Linked DNA regions of Homo sapiens: region 2 is linked to region 1. Evidence: chromatin loops called from intact Hi-C (ENCODE). Cell type or tissue: Calu3. All regions are shown on one strand. Each heading gives the region's core, and the rest is flanking DNA. Links, peaks and the distances in the headings are about the cores only. Region 1 has its middle 920 kb from the start of LINC01966. Region 2 has its middle 930 kb from the start of LINC01911.

Evidence for each region. A loop is a pair of places that touch in the nucleus more often than their neighbours do. Peaks named below come from ENCODE experiments on the same cell type or tissue, not always from the same donor. Only the 100,000 strongest peaks of a DNase experiment are listed, where the experiment ranks them.
Region 2: it touches region 1 in a loop (3-fold over the local background); 2 of 110 quality-filtered maps call a loop at or near these places.

Annotation. Positions count from the first base shown.
Region 1 is chr2:145,797,413-145,805,763 of GRCh38, forward strand. No RefSeq gene overlaps it. Among named protein-coding and RNA genes, the nearest start is that of LINC01966, 920 kb to the left of the region's middle. RefSeq lists an enhancer at 2,320-3,519. In Calu3, for the core only: no CTCF peak of the experiment used is centred there; a DNase peak (open chromatin) is centred at 3,189.
Region 2 is chr2:145,902,116-145,910,466 of GRCh38, forward strand. No RefSeq gene overlaps it. Among named protein-coding and RNA genes, the nearest start is that of LINC01911, 930 kb to the right of the region's middle. In Calu3, for the core only: no CTCF peak of the experiment used is centred there; a DNase peak (open chromatin) is centred at 4,446.

The DNA.
Region 1 (8,351 bases), core at 83-8,082:
AGAACTAGCTGTGTGAGAGCTCTAGTACTTGAATCTTTTTACTTTTCAACCCACTCTCCCTTCCTAAGTTAATATGTACTATTTGTTCAATTAAAATGTATATTTATTCAAACACCTAATATGAGCCCAGCACCAGAAAAGCCCATTTACTTGCTCTTTACATATAGTAGTCCCTCCTTATCCAAGGGGAATATATTCCAAGACCCCACAGTAGATGCTCGAATTTAGTAGCTAGTACAGAACACTACATATACTGTGTGTTTGTCCTATGCATTCATATCTATGATAAAGATATCTACTTAATTTATAAATTAGGCACAATAAGAGATTAACAACAATAACTGTAATAAAATAGAACAATTATAACAATATGCTGTAAAAAAAGGTAAAATAAAGGTTAGCAGAACTCAAGCATCAAGATACCATTAAGATCAGCCTGATCGCTGAGTCACTGACTAAGTGATTAAGGGGCTAGGAGCATAGACACCTTGAATACATTGGACAGGAGGATGATTCACATCCTGGGCAAGATGGAGCGAGACGATATGAGATATTATTATACTATTCAGGACAATGTGCAATTTAAAACTTATGAATTGTTTATTTCTGAGATTTTCTATTTAATATTTTCAGATATTAGTAGGTTGCGGATAACTGGAACCCTGGAAAGAGAAACTGCTGATAAGGGTGGAATACTGTATTTAGGGCACTGATTTTGTTTCTTAAAATTATCAGTGCAAGAGAGTAGAAGGGAGTCTTGAGGCGAAAAGTTTTCATTTGATATTATTGAAGGCAGAACTTTTGTCCCCAAGATCTTTTCTCTCCTGGTTATGTCACACTATATGGAAAAAATGGATTTTGCAGAAGTAATTACAGTTACTAATCTGCTGACCTTAAGATAGGAATATTTTCCAATGTAGGCCCAATTTAATCACATGAGCCCCTAAAAGCAAAGAACTTTCTTTGGCTGGAGACAAAAGATATGGCAGAACAGAAAGTCAGAGACTCAAAACATTTATGACTCACCTTTGCTGTCTTGGGATGGAAAGGACAGCATGACAAGGAACACAGGTGGCTTTAAGGAGCTGAGAGATGCTGGTAGAGCATAGCTAGCCAGGAAATAGGGACTGCAGCCTCCCAGCCACTAGATATTGGGTTCTACTTATAAGCAGATTTCTCTACCTCCTCCCCAACAGCCTCCAGATAAAAGACCAGGCTGGCTGACACCTTATCTTCCACCTGGTGAGATCGGAAACAAAAGAATCAGTGGAGCCCATTCAGGCTTCTGAGCTACAAGAACTGTGAAAAATTCAATCTGTTGTGTTAAGCTTCAAAGTTTGCAGTAATTTGTTATGTCACTGATAGGAAAGTAATAATACACATGTAATAAATCATTTCTCCAGAAAACACACACATGTGCATGCACACACACACACACATACCCAATGACTATGGATGCCACACCACTCTGCTGTTTGAATTTTACAGTCAAGTGGGCATAATAAGAAAAAATAAGGTTTGGAGTGGTAGCTCACACCTGCAATTCCAGCACTTTGGGAGACCAAGGCAGGTGAATTCATTGAGCCCAGGAGTTCAACGACAGACTATGCAACATAGTGAGACCTTGTCTCTACAAAGAATACAAAAATTAGCCAGGCATGGTGGCATGATGGCATGACCCTATAGTCCCAGCTCCTCATGAAGCTGAGGTGTGAAGATTGCTTGAGCCCAGGAGGTGGAGGTTGCAGTGAGCCATGATTGCACCACTGCACTCCAGCCTGGGCAACAGAGTGAGACCCTGTCTCAAAAAAAATCAAAACAAAAAGAAGAAAAAGTAAAAGAAAGAAAGAGAGAGACAGGGGGAGAAACGAAAGAAGAAAGAAAGAAAGAAAGAAAGAGAAGAAAAAAGAAAGAAAAGGAAAATCAGAGGACAGCCTTTAAAAACTCATCTGACTTTTAATCTGAGCAGAGAAAATAGTGGCAGCAAATTTCTTTTTGTCCCCATCATTAAATGGAGTAATAAAGTCCACATCTAAGCATTTTGTGAGAATTAAATGTAATTTTCTTAGCACATTTTCAACGCTCTGTATGTGATAGTATCCCTTTCTCCTCCTTCCACTCCCCAACTGAGGCTGTCACTTGATTTTATTGTACCTGTATATTTACAGGGTTATACATCCTAAAAAAAATAAATCTGTAATATAAACAAGGAATTGGCAAACTTGGCAGTGAATCAGTATCATCTCAAATGCTTGTTAAATATAGACTCTTCCAACCCACACCACACCTACTGACTGTGAGTCTCCAGGGGTGGTCTTCCAGGTATGTGAGTTTCTAACATGTTCCCGAGGTGAGTCGCATGCAGGGCACACTGAAGAATCATGCAGCTCGGGTATGGCCAGACTTGATCAGAATGGAGTTATCAATGCTGAGTTATGTGAATCTGCCAGATGGGTAGTGTGGCTCCACGTCATGGCTGAGGACAGAATCATCGCTCTTTTTGGCAGTCAGGTAGGCTGCTCCATCTGCTCTTCATAGATTCCGCCAGCGAGCTAAAGGAAGAAAAAGGAACTTTGTTCTTTCTACCTCTTAGTTTAGAAGGTTAGGTAGGAGGGCATTACTATAAAAGAAGAAGAAGAAGAAAAGATAATGCCATAGTGGGACTACTCAAAATCAGACCCAAAGCTGCTGAGTTGATAGCTGTCGTTGTAATTCAGCTGTGGTTGAAGTTGGAAAACCTGCTGGGTTTGTGGGAACCAGCCTCTAGTAGCAACTGTGACCGTTATTTTTCTCTTTTATGGTGTTTCCTTTTAAACTATGTTTGAGATCTTTGTTGTAGACGTATACCCTGTGGCACCAGCCTGGTGTGTGGAGACATCAGTGAGATACAGCACATAAAAGGATATAGTGTAAGTGTGACGAATCACAATGACAAGGCTGAGTTGGTAACTTGTGAATGATAAAGTGAATTGAAAACTCCCTTCCTGTGACAGTGCAAAGGGAAGATGGGGGGCAACCTGAAGATTTGGACTGTGTTCTTTTCCCTGGAAAGTGTGGCCACACACACTATGTGCCACCACGTCCTGATCAAACATCCAAGGTCTGCATTCACTCTGTCCAAAATAAATATCATCTGCCATCAAGTGCACACATTATTAGCAACAGGCTACATGAGTTAATCATTCATGAAGGTGGGGAATTTGGCATTGATCCAACATTGAGCAATGTGTGAGTAAGATGAAAGAGCCTTGCCTAGGTATTCAGAAGAAAGACCAGTGCAATCAACAAAGCAATGCAGTTATTAAAGCCCTCCCATGGTGAATAAATACAAAATCATCAATGACAGCTTTGGAAAAAATACTTTCCCCTGTAGTGACCTCTTTGTACCCCTCCTGTGTTTGACTTAAGAAACAAAATTTTAGTTTATAAAAATAAATGAAAAATCAAGTCATATCCCAAACATCAAACAAAACGAATTCAAGTAACACACTGAGTTTTACTTCTGGCTTGTGCTTGACATGAAGAAATGGTCATGGCTGCTTTTTGGCATCTTTTCAACTGGACTTTCTTAACGGGACTTCCAGGATGATGTTAATTCAGAAAAGAGTTACAAAATAAAGGTGCTTTGAAGAAAAGAAAGCAAGGCTGTGGTTCAAATACAATGGATTCTTCCAAGACTTGCTTTGTGGTCACTGTCAGTTGTATCATTGTCTGGAGCATCGCTTATGAGCCAGGTACCGAGAACATGCACTAACTGGCTGTACAACATAGTGAGTTCTTTTGTTTTACAGTTGGAAACATACTGCTGTATCCCTCTCCTTATCTTGTACAAATTTAACTTGATTGGTTCCTTTCTGCCACACAAATAAAAAGAGAAAAAGACTCTTTCAGAATTGTCAAACTTGCTGATAAAATATTTCAGAATTATGAAAAAATAGCATATTGAGCTATATTAGATGTACAGTGTTCATTGAGCCACAGAGGGCACTACAGTGTCCCACAATGATTGGAGAACAGTGGTGAGCACAGTCCTGGATCCCGCAGAGTCACCACAGCCAAGGTAGGAATCCTCCAGACTCTGACACTCAGAAGTTGTCTTTCCCTGTTATCCCTGCTGCCTAGATGCTCTCTGATGTGGTGATTTTCTCAGCTGGGACTCTGATGTTTTCTCAGTAGCTGGTGGTCCCTTTGGTTGTAGTCAAGTATGGCATCGAGAACTACTTCTGAATGCCTGTTCACGGGAAACTTCTCAATTCGGCACCATGCTACCCACCTTTTATTTTTATTTTTTTTTAAGACCACAGCATTGCTAGAATTTTGAATGAAATATCTCATCGAATGTATTGATCCTTTCCATTACTATTTCCATTTGTAATCTTGGCCCCTATACCAGTGATATCAGTCAAAATTACACACACACACACACACACACACACATACATATATAATATATACATACATAGATATATGTGTATATATATGTGTGTATGTATATATATATGGAGATAGAGATGGATTTTTAAGTAATTGACTGATATGATTGTGGGGTGGCAAGTCAGGCAAGAGTTCATGTTGCAGTCTTGAGGCAGAATTTCCTCTTCTCTAGGAAACCTTGATTTTTGCTCTTAAGCTTCAACTAACTGGATGAGTCTACCCCATATTGTGTACAGTAATCTCCTTTATTTAAATAAATTGATAGTAGATATTAACTATACCTACAAAATATCTTCACAGCAACACTAGCTTAGTGTTTGATTAAGTCACTGGGTGTTATAGCCTAGCCAAGTTGACACATTAAACTAATCGTCACAATCTCCACCTATGGACAAAAATGCTCCACCACTTTGGTTGAATTCTTAAGAAATCTGCTTTATAATCTTACCCAGAAATATGGATAGAACTATGAACCACTTTCTATCTTTAGCTCTCTTTAGAGAGCATTCCTGATTGAGAGTAATGACTTCTAACCTCATTCTTTTTCATGACTCCTCCTTTGAGAATTGTTGAAAACTATGGGGAGTTCTTTAGGGGAAGAAAAAAATTCACATATATAAATGTAATATTTCAAGTATTTCCTTTAGTAGACCTTGTACCTCAGTTTACACATCTTTGCTCCAGATTAAGGACTGGAGAAACAAAACAATCTCTACTTTATTTTGAAGTTGAATTTATTTTCCTCCTCACTGTGTACATGGCTCAATCACATATCCTTGCAAGTTGAATTAAAGTTAATTGAAAAATAGATAAGGTCAGTTGAAGCAACAAGCAAAGCTTATACTGTATCATTGTAGATAATTTAAGACATGAGGAGGTCAATTACTTTAAAAGAAAATACTGGCTTGAAAAGTTATTTTTACTCCCAAGGTTCGTAGGAAACTTTTCTTAATAACTGTAACCTCAACAAAGGAGAATGTTATTTTAATATACCCTAGGGGGCATACAATTTTAAAAAGGTTCCTTTTAAAATCCAGATCAGTAAGCTATATCTGAACTATGGAATCACCAGAAACTTCAATTGACCACCATGCTTTGCTTAAGAGTGCAGACATGAGACATTAAGAGTTGGGTTACTGTGAATTATTTGCATTATTTGAATTATTAGTGTGGAGATAAAATGAGTCTTTGTATCATACCTTTAAAAACTCCATTTATAATTAATTAAAAATTTAATCTTAAGTATATATTAGAGGATCTTCCACCTAAATTCAAGAGTGGTTTTATGTCAATACTATTGGTTTTAATAACTGTAGTGCTGGCCAGGTGCGGTGGCTCATGCCTGTAATCCCAGTACTTTGGGAGGCCGAGGCGGGAGGATCACGAGGTCAGGAGATGGAGACCACCCTGGCTAACATGGTGAAACCCCGTCTGTACTAAAAATACGAAAAAAATTAGCCAGGCACGGTGGCGGGAGCCTGTAGTCCCTGCTACTCGGGAGGCTGAGGCAGGAGAATGGCGTGAACCCAGGAGGCGGAGCTTGCAGTGAGCCGAGATTGCGCCACTGCACTCCAGCCTGGGCAACAGAGCAAGGCTCCGTCTCAAAAAAAAAAAAAAAAAAAAAAAATTGTAGTGCCATTCAGTGTAAGGTGTTTTATGAACAAAATGTTGTTTTTAAATGTCAGTTTTGTGTAGACACTATATAAATATAATATTGTATCTAATAGCTATATTCTTCCATCAGAAACATAGGAAATTTAATTAATAGACATGTGGTAGTATGTATTTTTGAATTATTTATTTATTAAGAGCTGTGTGTCAGAAAATTCAAAAACATCTCATAAGTTCTTGTAAAGTAGGTACTCCTATTCCCATCTTAAAAAGTTATATTGAGACTCAGCAAACTTAAGAACCTATTTCATGTCATTTCTATGATACAAAATCAAGGTAGAATTTGATCCCAGGTGTGTTTGACTTTGAGCCTCCTGCTTAAATCTCGTATTTGGCGGCAAGTTGTAGCAGATGATCCCTAGAGTCTATTTCAGTCCTATTGCCCCATGACTTTTGAAAGACTTGAACTGAGAAAGATGGTTTCAAGTCTTTTTAGTTATTGTTTTAAAGTCAAAAAGCTCATCTGGTAAATAAGCAAGCAGCTCTTTGGTTTTGAAAATTGAGTGCTGAAAATGCTAAGGTTAACAAGAGGGAAGCTAGAAATGGGTCTCAATACAGAGGTTGAGAAAGCTAGTATATGTATGTAAAGATTTCTTGGCAAATAGCCTATATGGGCATTTAGAGTTAAGACAAAAGATTCGAGTTACTTGAAAAGATAGAGGGTCAGTGAAGATATTCAGGGAACAGGATGAAGTAATTACAGCTGGGAAATAGAGAAATGAGCTCAGGCTCTTGTTTTGGATATAAGAAAAAGAAGGGAAGCAGAGAATAGCAACAATTTCTGTGGTTCGCATGGCCAATCCATTACTCTTCCCAACTTCTCTCCTAATTTCATTCACATTCTCATGATTTCTTCCAAACACTTGGCTGATTATAGTAGAAATGACACATTATTTCATTGAACTCCCAGCACACTCTTGTTAAATATATTCCCTTAACAATAACTGTTTTAGTTTTTGTTGGAAAAATTATAGCTACACAAGCTAGTCAATTACTATATCTGATAATAGTCAAGACTGACCAGTGGATAAACATGCTAAACTACAGCCGAATTAATATTTTGCTTCATATTTATTTGTTATACAAATTATAACATGGTTCCCAAAGCTTTGTTTAGACTAAGAGGTACTAATTGGAGCTGATTGATAGAGGCCTAAAAAGTATTATAAACTTATCTGAACCTCCTGTTAATGCAATGTTTATTGGGCTTATACAATAAAATAAATTAATTTAGATGATAAAAATTTGGAATTTGAGATAATCCACTCAGAGTCTGGGCTAAGTGGGTTTCATATGTATTAGGAAGGAGTGTGCTTTCTGAGTCAATTAATAAAGTAAATATTACATTGGGGAGCATTAAAATATTCAATGCAGAATGAAAGCTATTTTCAAGCATCTTCTAGAACAGTATTTCTGTACTAGAAGATGGGGGTAATTTTGCCGGAAGGGGACATTTGAAAGTGCTGGAAACATTTTTTTGGTTTTCACAAGTATTGTATTTTTTGGGGGGTGCTACTGGCATCCAGTAGGTAGAAGCCAGAGATGCTGCTAAACGTCCTATAATACACAGGATAACCCGCCGACACCAAAGTATTATTCAACCCAAAAAGCCATTAGTGCTGTGGCTGGGAAACCTCTAAAAGCACCTATTTATCTTATATCAGTATGTTTATTATAAACTATGCTTATCCAATCACTAAAGTAGGCCCCCTAAAACTTCTACTAGGAGGTTCTTTGTTGGTCTAGGTTAGTTATTGCCTTAGAAGTCATTAATGATTCCGTCCATTATTCTTTCAGTATATTAAGACTGTAACGGAAGACGTTGGCGTTAGCTTATGGGAGTATACAGAAATCATTCCTATATCATCAACTCTAATATGGAAACCAAAAATACATAAGAATGACTAAAGTAAATTATTTTGAAACATCTGTATCGTCACAAAATTCATAAATTTAAGCTTGTCTTTTCCTCCTTAGACTACATGTAATCTAAATGAAAATTTGATTCAGTTTTTTCAATTTACACAAATATCTGTCTTGAATTTGAAATAGTTGGATTTATTTGAGAAAACAACTTTTAATAAAATTGAATAGTCTTATAGTTGGGTTTAAAATAATTATATGTTGTGTAACATATGCTATGAGAAAATCAATGCACCTTAATGATAGAACCACAGTTATTACGATTATTTTTGCTATTTATTATTTAGTAACCTGATTACATTGTCTAAACTCATTGTACTCAT
Region 2 (8,351 bases), core at 259-8,258, 100 kb after region 1:
ACAGGACCAGATGCCTAGGAGGAAAAAATGGTTTCGTGGGCTGGACCCAGGGCCCCTCTGCTGTGTGCAGCCAAGGGACTTGGTGCCGTAAGTCCCAGCCACTCTAGCCATGGCTAAAATGGTCCAAGATACAGCTCAGCTGTGGTTTCAGAGGGTGCAAGCCCCAAATCTTGGCAGCTTCCATGTGGTGTTGGGCTTGTGGGTGCACAGAAGTCAATAATCAAGGTTGGGAAACCTCCACCTAGATTTCAGAGGATGTATGGAAATGTCTGGATGTCCAGGCAGAAGTTTGCTGCAGGGGCAGGGCCCTCATGGAGAACCTCTGTTAGGGCAGTGCAGAAGGGAAATGTGGGGTTGAAACCCCCACACCAAGTCCCCCTGGGGCACTACCTAGTGGAACTGAGAGAAGAAGGCCACTGTCCTCCAGACCCCAAAATGGTAGATCCAATGACAGCTTGCACTGTGCACCTAGAAAAGCCACAGACACTCAATGCCAGCCCATGAAAGCAGCTAGGAGAAGGGCTGTACCCTGCAAAGCCACAGGGGTGGAGCTGCCCAAGACCATGGAAACCCACCTCTTGCATCAGTGCCACCTGGAAGTGAGATATGGAGTCAAAGGAGATCATTTTGGAAGTTTAAGATTTGACTGCCCCACCGGATTTTTGACTTGCATGGAGACTGTAGCTCCTTTGTTTTGGCCAATTTCTTCCTTTTTGAATGAGTGTATTTACGCAATGTCTGTACCTGCATTGTATTTAGGAAGTAACTAACTTGTTTTTGATTTTATTATATCAATTTTGATGAGACATGAGAGTGGTCTTAATTAGGTAATGACAGGATAGAGAAAAAAAGTAGATGATGTAACAGATTAGGAGGTAAGATGAAAATGATTTGTGGTGGTTTGAAGAGAGATAATGAAACTGCCTTTCAAAAATTATAGTAGTAAAAGAAATTTGACATAACTGACTCCATCTTGCACCTACCAGGCTAAATTGCTTTTGCTCATTATTGTGTGGAGGCCATCATAGTCCTTTTCTTGAGCTGATTTCCTCCTTGTTGAAAGATAAAAACTATATTTGTAAAAAGTAGTAAAAGGCCACAAGTTTAGAATCATGGTAGGGGCCTGAACTTTGCTAAGGAATAGGTATGGTTAAATGATAGCCATCCATTGCCTGCTTAGCTTGTTTAGTGTCCCAGAGTCATGTAACTGAGGTTACAAGATGTATAACTCCCCCAACTGCTCCTATAGATAACATCACTATTATGAGACCTAAAGGATTAATCTTTGAGATATTTTTCAGATGTAGCATTTTGATAGACTGAGAGATGCCACTTGAACCTGTGTTCCATACTAAGGACTGACTCAACTGGTCCTGCACCCTCAGCTGGGTACGGACTCACCAGCAGCTTTGTCATCCTTGTGATTTCATTCCCAGCCAACCCATTGTTTCAGTTCCCCAGCCCCCTCCCCACCAAAGTACACTTTAAAACCCTAGCCTCTGAATTCTCAGAGAGGCAGATTAGAGAAATATCTCCTGTCTCCTTGCTTGGCTGGCCCTATGACCATTAAACTCTTTTTTTTCTGGTTCACCTCCTGCTGTTCTCAATGTATTGACTTTTCTGAGCAGCAAGTGAGAAGAACCTGTAGGGCTGCGGTGGTAAAGGATGAGGGAAGAGATAAGAATGATACAGAGGTTAGAAGATAGAACGTCTGGGGATACAGACATTCACTGGAATACGTATAAGAGGAACCAGAAGCAGGCAGCCCAAATTGTGTACAAAGAGATCAGTTTTAGATAAAATGGGTTTAGCAGGACTATGGAGTCAGCCTTTAAGTGGAAATGCCCTATACTCAATTGTATAAACTGAATTGAAATCTCTCAAAAGACTGGTCAATTTTACCTTCTCCATTTTGCTTTCTAAGTATCTTCTTCAACAAAACTGAAATTCTTCTTACTATTTTATTTATGCCCAAGCACATCATGATATTGTTTCAATAACATTAATTAACTACCTTAAATTGTATTTGTTTTAAATGTTGTAACACTTTCCATGTCAACTTCAAATACTACCACTGATATGATTTCTATTGAAGCTGGTATTTTAATTTACATTTTACAGATGAGAAAATTGATGCCAAATTGTTAAGTGATGCACTACATTTTATAGTCAGTATACAGAAGATTCTTGAGACATTTCTAATTGCCTGATTTCTAATCACCTGTATTTTTCTCAGTTGTGTATTTTTGATAAAGGGTATGGATAACATAATACTTCAAAAATATTACTGGCTCTTTTCTCTACACATTTTCTTGTCATTAGCAAGTAGTTGTGATATAGGTTTTGAGTAAAAGTAGGTCCATTTTGACTACCAATATTTTAATTGGCCATTGTATAAATACCACTAAAATACATAAATCTTAAATGTCTAGCTTAATAAATCTTACACAGTGAAGTACTCAGAAGCCTCCATCATGTTCATTCTCAGAAACTAAATACCCAAACTTAAACTAATATTCTGAATTTTGTTATAGAAACTGTTGTATATTTTGCTTTTTTCAAACAAATGGAATTATACGAACTTTACTTTTTATGGTCTGACTTCTTTTGCTCAACATTTTGTCTAACATGTTGTATGCGACAGTAATTATTTTTGAAAAAAATAGCTCTATGGTATTTCTGTATGTAAATATACTACAGGTTGTTTGCTTATGTTTCTGTTGATGGGCATTTTGGTTGTTTCCTGTTTTTGTCTGAGATGAACAAAACTGCTATGAATTCTGCTGCATGTATTTCGGTGCATGTATGTGCATATGTTAACTGGCATGGAATTGCTGGGTTTACAGAATTGTGTGCATGGTCACTTTTAACAGGTAGTACCAAATATTTTTACAAAATGACTGAACTAACTTATACTACCAGGTATAGTATATAAAAATTCCAGTTGCAACACACTTCTGCCATCATTTGATATTTCCAACTTTTCTTTTTTTTTCATTTTGGTCATTCTGGTGGGTGTGTAGTAATCTCATTTTGATTTTAATTTTAATTTCCTTGATGAATAATGAAGTTGGGGAACTTTTCATATGCTTATTGACCATTCTGACAATCTCTTTTGTAAAGTGTTGTTCAAGTCTTTTGACAATTTTTCAATTGGGTCGTCTGTCTTTTTAATCTCAATTTGTAAGAGTCCTTTATACATTCTAGATAAGAGTCCATTGTTAAATATATGCATTGCAAATTTCTTCTCCCACTCTGTGGATTGCCTTTTCACTCTTAATATTGTCTTATGATGAACAGAAGTTTTAAATTTTAATTTAGTAGAAATTACAAATCTTTGTCTTAATACTTTTTTTGTTCTGCTTGAGAAATTTTTACCTGTCTCAAGTTCATGAAAACCTTTTACTGTTATCTGTGGTGTATTAACTTTCAAATTTAGATTATGAGTCATCTAGAATTGGTCTTTGACTATGCTGTGAAGTACTGGTCAAAGTTCCTTTTCTTTATATTTGAATATAAAATTGATTCAACATTATTTAAGATTCTTTTTCATTAAATTGCAGTACCACCTTTATCATATAATAGCTGACTGTATATTTGTGACTTCTCTTTTGTTTTGTTAATTTTCTAACCTATTCGTTTCAGTTTCTCTAGATTTATTAAGTCTTCATGTATACTTAATATACATTCTCCAATTTTATTCATTTCCTCATAGTTGTCTATGCTATTCTTCATCTATTGAACAGATGAATCAGTTCAGAAATAAAACTTTTGAAATTGTGACAAAAAGTAACAATTAGAGGACAACAATTGCTTTTATTGTATTGGCAGCTAATTCACATTAGCTTATTCTGACCATGTTTTGAAAGATTTAAGGAAATTACCGAAACTAACACAAACAGAACGTTACTGCTATCTTGACACTTGTCAAAATATCCAGTTTCTGATTCCTCTTTTTCCTTTATGTAAATAATGTATGGGCTGTTTCCTATTTATGGTATAAAACTGCTTGTGACTGAAATACTGTTTTCAATTAAAGTTTTGCATACTCAGCAGCATCAGATCTATTCTTATCTCACCAACCTCTTATTCCCCATATTCTTTTATTTCTACCATTCCCACAGCAAACTGTTATAATATGGTTTTTATCAACTTCTGAAAAAAAATAGTCTTTTATATGCTAAAATACATTTTGTGGTACATCTCATCTGGATAAAATGATGTAGACTTACATCACCCTCCTCCTCTCCACTAAGTACAATGACAAACTGGAAATAATGCAGTAGGAGATCAAATGGGGAATGGTGAAAGGTGGAAAGAAGGAAAACTGGTTAGAGACTCTGGGATTGCAGGAAAAAAAAAAGGGACAGGGTGTCTTGTGACCTACACCCAACAGAAGACGATGACTCAGTCCTGCATTTCCTGACTATCAACCTAACCACAGAAGGTGGCCTAGGTGGGTGCATTCCTTCTCTGGACTGACCTCAACAACCTCAGGAAAGTAGGTCAGCACAGCAAGGCCAATTACTCAGGAACCAGGCTGACAGCAAGAGTGTTCCCTTTTCCTTCTCCTACTAGGCCTGAGATTTCCCTTCTCCACTCAGAAACATATATGGGTACATACAATAGGCTGTCCTTCTCATTAGTTTTATAAGCCGTATTTTAAGATTGATTAAAATATAACACTATCTGATATGCAAGACGATATTTAAAAGTAGGAAAGGAAAAAGGACATAAATGAAGTTAAGGTTTCTGCAATTCACTGAAAGTGGTAAAATGTTGATATCATTAGACTGTGATAAGCCACATATGTATATTATAATAACTAGAGCAACCACTGTGAAAACTAAACAAAGAGATATGCTCAAAATAAATCAAGATGTAAACCTAAAAAATAAAAAATCCAAGTAATCTATAGGAAGTCAAGAACAACAAAACAGAGACCCAAGAAATAGAGACAACAAACAGAAAATGGATAATAAAAAGGCAGATTTAAGGTCTAATGTATCAATAAGTACAACAAATGTAAATAATCTAAACACACCAATTAAAAGGTAGAGATCAATATAGTTGATAAGAAAATATGACCCAATTATATGGCATTTAAAAGAAAAGTATTTCAAATTTAACAATATACGTAGGTTAAAAATAAAAGGATCGAGAAAGACATACCTGTGTAAATGCTACCAAAACAAAAAGCAGGAGTGGTTGTATTATTATCAGATAAAGCAGACCTCAGAGCAAAGACAATTACTAGAGATAAAAAGGGGAATTATGAAATAATAAAAGATCAATCTGCCAGGAAAACATAATAATGATTTGAAATGTATATGCACCAAAGAAGATACTCTGGATATAGATGAAACAAAATCTGATAAAACTTAAAGGAGAAATAAAGAAACCATCAATTATAATTAACAATTTAAAACTCCCCCCACCCCCCCAGCAAATGAAAGAATGACTACACAGAAAATCAGCAAGGATATAGATCTAAACAATGCAATTAGCCAACAGGATCTCATTGGCATATATACAATAAGCCAACCCATAGCAGTAGAATATACTTTCTTTTTTTAAGCACCCCTGTCCTGGGCCATAAAGCAAGCCTTAACACATTTAAAAGAATTAACTCATACAGAGTATGCTCTCTGAACATAATGGATTCAAACAAGAAATCAAAGATACAGAGACAACAGGAACATCTTTAGATACTTGGCATAATATCCAAAAACTAGAAACAAAACAAAACCCCGATGTCCTTCAGTAGATGAATGATTAAACAAATGGTGATACATTGATACCATGGAATATACTTTGCAATAAAAAGAAATAAACTATGGATATCACACAAGTAGAGACAAATCTCCAGTGAATTCTGTCGAGTGAAAAGAAGCCAATATCAAGTTTATATACTGTATGATTCCATTAATATAACATTTTTGAAATGACAAAATTGTAGAAAGTGGGGACAGGTTAGTGACTATCAGGGTGTGGATGGGGGGAGAGTGGAAGAGGAGGTGGGTGTTACTATAAAAGAGCCACATGAGAGATAAGAGAAGTGAGGGAACTGTTCAGTATCCTTCCCATGGTAGTGGGTATATAAGCTTACGTATATAACCAAATTTTATGAAACTAAACACACACACATATACACAGACACACACATGAGTACAAGTGAAACTGGGAAAAATTGAGTATGATCAGTGCATTGTATCAGTGTAAACATCCTGCTTGGTGATTTTGTATTATGGTTATGCAAGCTATTACTACTAGGGAAAACTGGGTAAATGGTACTCTGGAATTTTTATTTCTCACAACTGCATGCAAATCTACAATTATCTCAATATAAAAAGCTTACTTAAGTAATACACAATGTACTTTAATGTATTATTTATCCCTTGATATAAACACCGTTAATAATATTAGCCGCTTTTGAACATAGTTCAATTTATACATAAAATATTTTAAGGTATAATTTTTCACTGAATTAAACACAAAGGCTTTAAAAGAATTCACTAATGAGGAAGTCGAAAAACAACAAATGCTTATGGTCCTTTCGTTTTTCCATATTCAATGATTTTCTCCTGATACCCCTTCTTCCACAATACGTGTTCCTTTTTTAACATTACGAAAATAAACTTACTTCTCTGAAAAAGCTGTTACTTGCTTTACTGTAATGTAACTTTTAAATGTAATTTCTGTAAGAAATGTTGTCTTCTTTCTTATTCAAGCCCCACGGACAAGATGGCAAATAATAAGAAGAACCTATTGTAATGAGAGTAATAATAATAGCCTCTAATTATGTTTTAAGGTACTGGTTTGAAATTTATATTTAATTTTAAGGTATTGGTTTGAAATTTATACTTTATTTCAACATTAAAATATCATTTGATTATAGCTTGGTAATTAGGCAACTCACCATAAATTTTATAACTTTGGTATATATAAATTTAACAGATACACACACACACATGCACACACACACACATTTAGTTAGGTACATTAAAAGTTAGCTTTCTCTCCATTCTCAAATTTATAAGCAGGAGGCAGAATGGGTCTTTCAGTTTTTGAGAACCAGCAAAAGAGTGTTGTTGTAGCAATATTGAAATTTTGTTTTAAAATTCTTTGCTAGTAGAATGAAGGTGTAAGAATTGGCAGCTTCAATTCTTGCAGTATGTTATCACCGTACTGTCAGAAGAGCTCATTTATGCCAATTCTGATGAAACTGGCTGTGTTATAAATCAAGCATGAGCCAGGGGTTTCTTATGTCAACAATGCATTTCAACTCTTACCTTATTACCACATTTTTTGGACTCTACAGGATAATATCTTTTAAGCTTTTTATTGCTTGCGTGTGAAATCTCAAATAATGTTGCCAAATGCAGCAAAAGTTCAGGGCTGTTTCTTGACATTGGTTTACTGAATGCTGATCTGTGAAAGTTTGAATGCCTAAATCCTTATCTATCAATGAGATCGATTAAACCTCACCCATTGCCTTGATGAAACCTTTCTTCATTGTGTAGATTGTGCTAAAAGATTCACTAAAGTATGTGATGTCGCACAAAAATTGCTTTTTCTCAAATATCCTCTGTAAATTCTGAGTACATGTGAACTATTCGGCATGGAATGTGTAATCATTATGCAGTAGAAAAGAAACATTATATCTGAATTTTGCAAGTTATGTTGCCTTTGAAGAAAGCCATCTAAACAGAAGCTAAATTTAGAGTTAATTTATTGGAAAAATGATAAAGTATATTGACAACACAAGTTTCCACAAGATCCTAGTCTAAATAGAAAACCACACTGAAAATTTCTGGGGGTAGTAGAAAGGTGAATCATTTTATAAGAATGAGACAGTGTATGACAAGAGAAACATACATCAAAACATGCTTTATTTACCTTCCATTAGAATGTCTTCCTATGAGAAGGTTAAATACTTCAGGAGAGGGATAGGATTTTTCTCATGTTAACTAATCCAGACAAAAGTGAATAGAGATTTGCTTTCTTCAGCATTTATTGATATTAATTGCTTTATTGAACTAGCTGTGGGAACAGGGATTTCCCAATGCCAGCATAAAGGATCATTATTTATAAGCTAACTGATCCCACAAATTCTACACTTAGCTCAACATTTCCGTTGGAAATACTGAAAGAATCTTTTTAAAAATGTTATATTTCAGCCTTCATACTGTATGCTAAATTACATAAGCTAAATGATAAAACATTTTCCAGGAAAGGGGAATTTTAAAGTCTCACATACTAGGCTTCAAATCAAGCTCTGAAATGCAGCTTATTATTACATTTTTCTTCCATTTATTTTTAATTCTTCCCCTTTGGCTCTGTCTTACAGG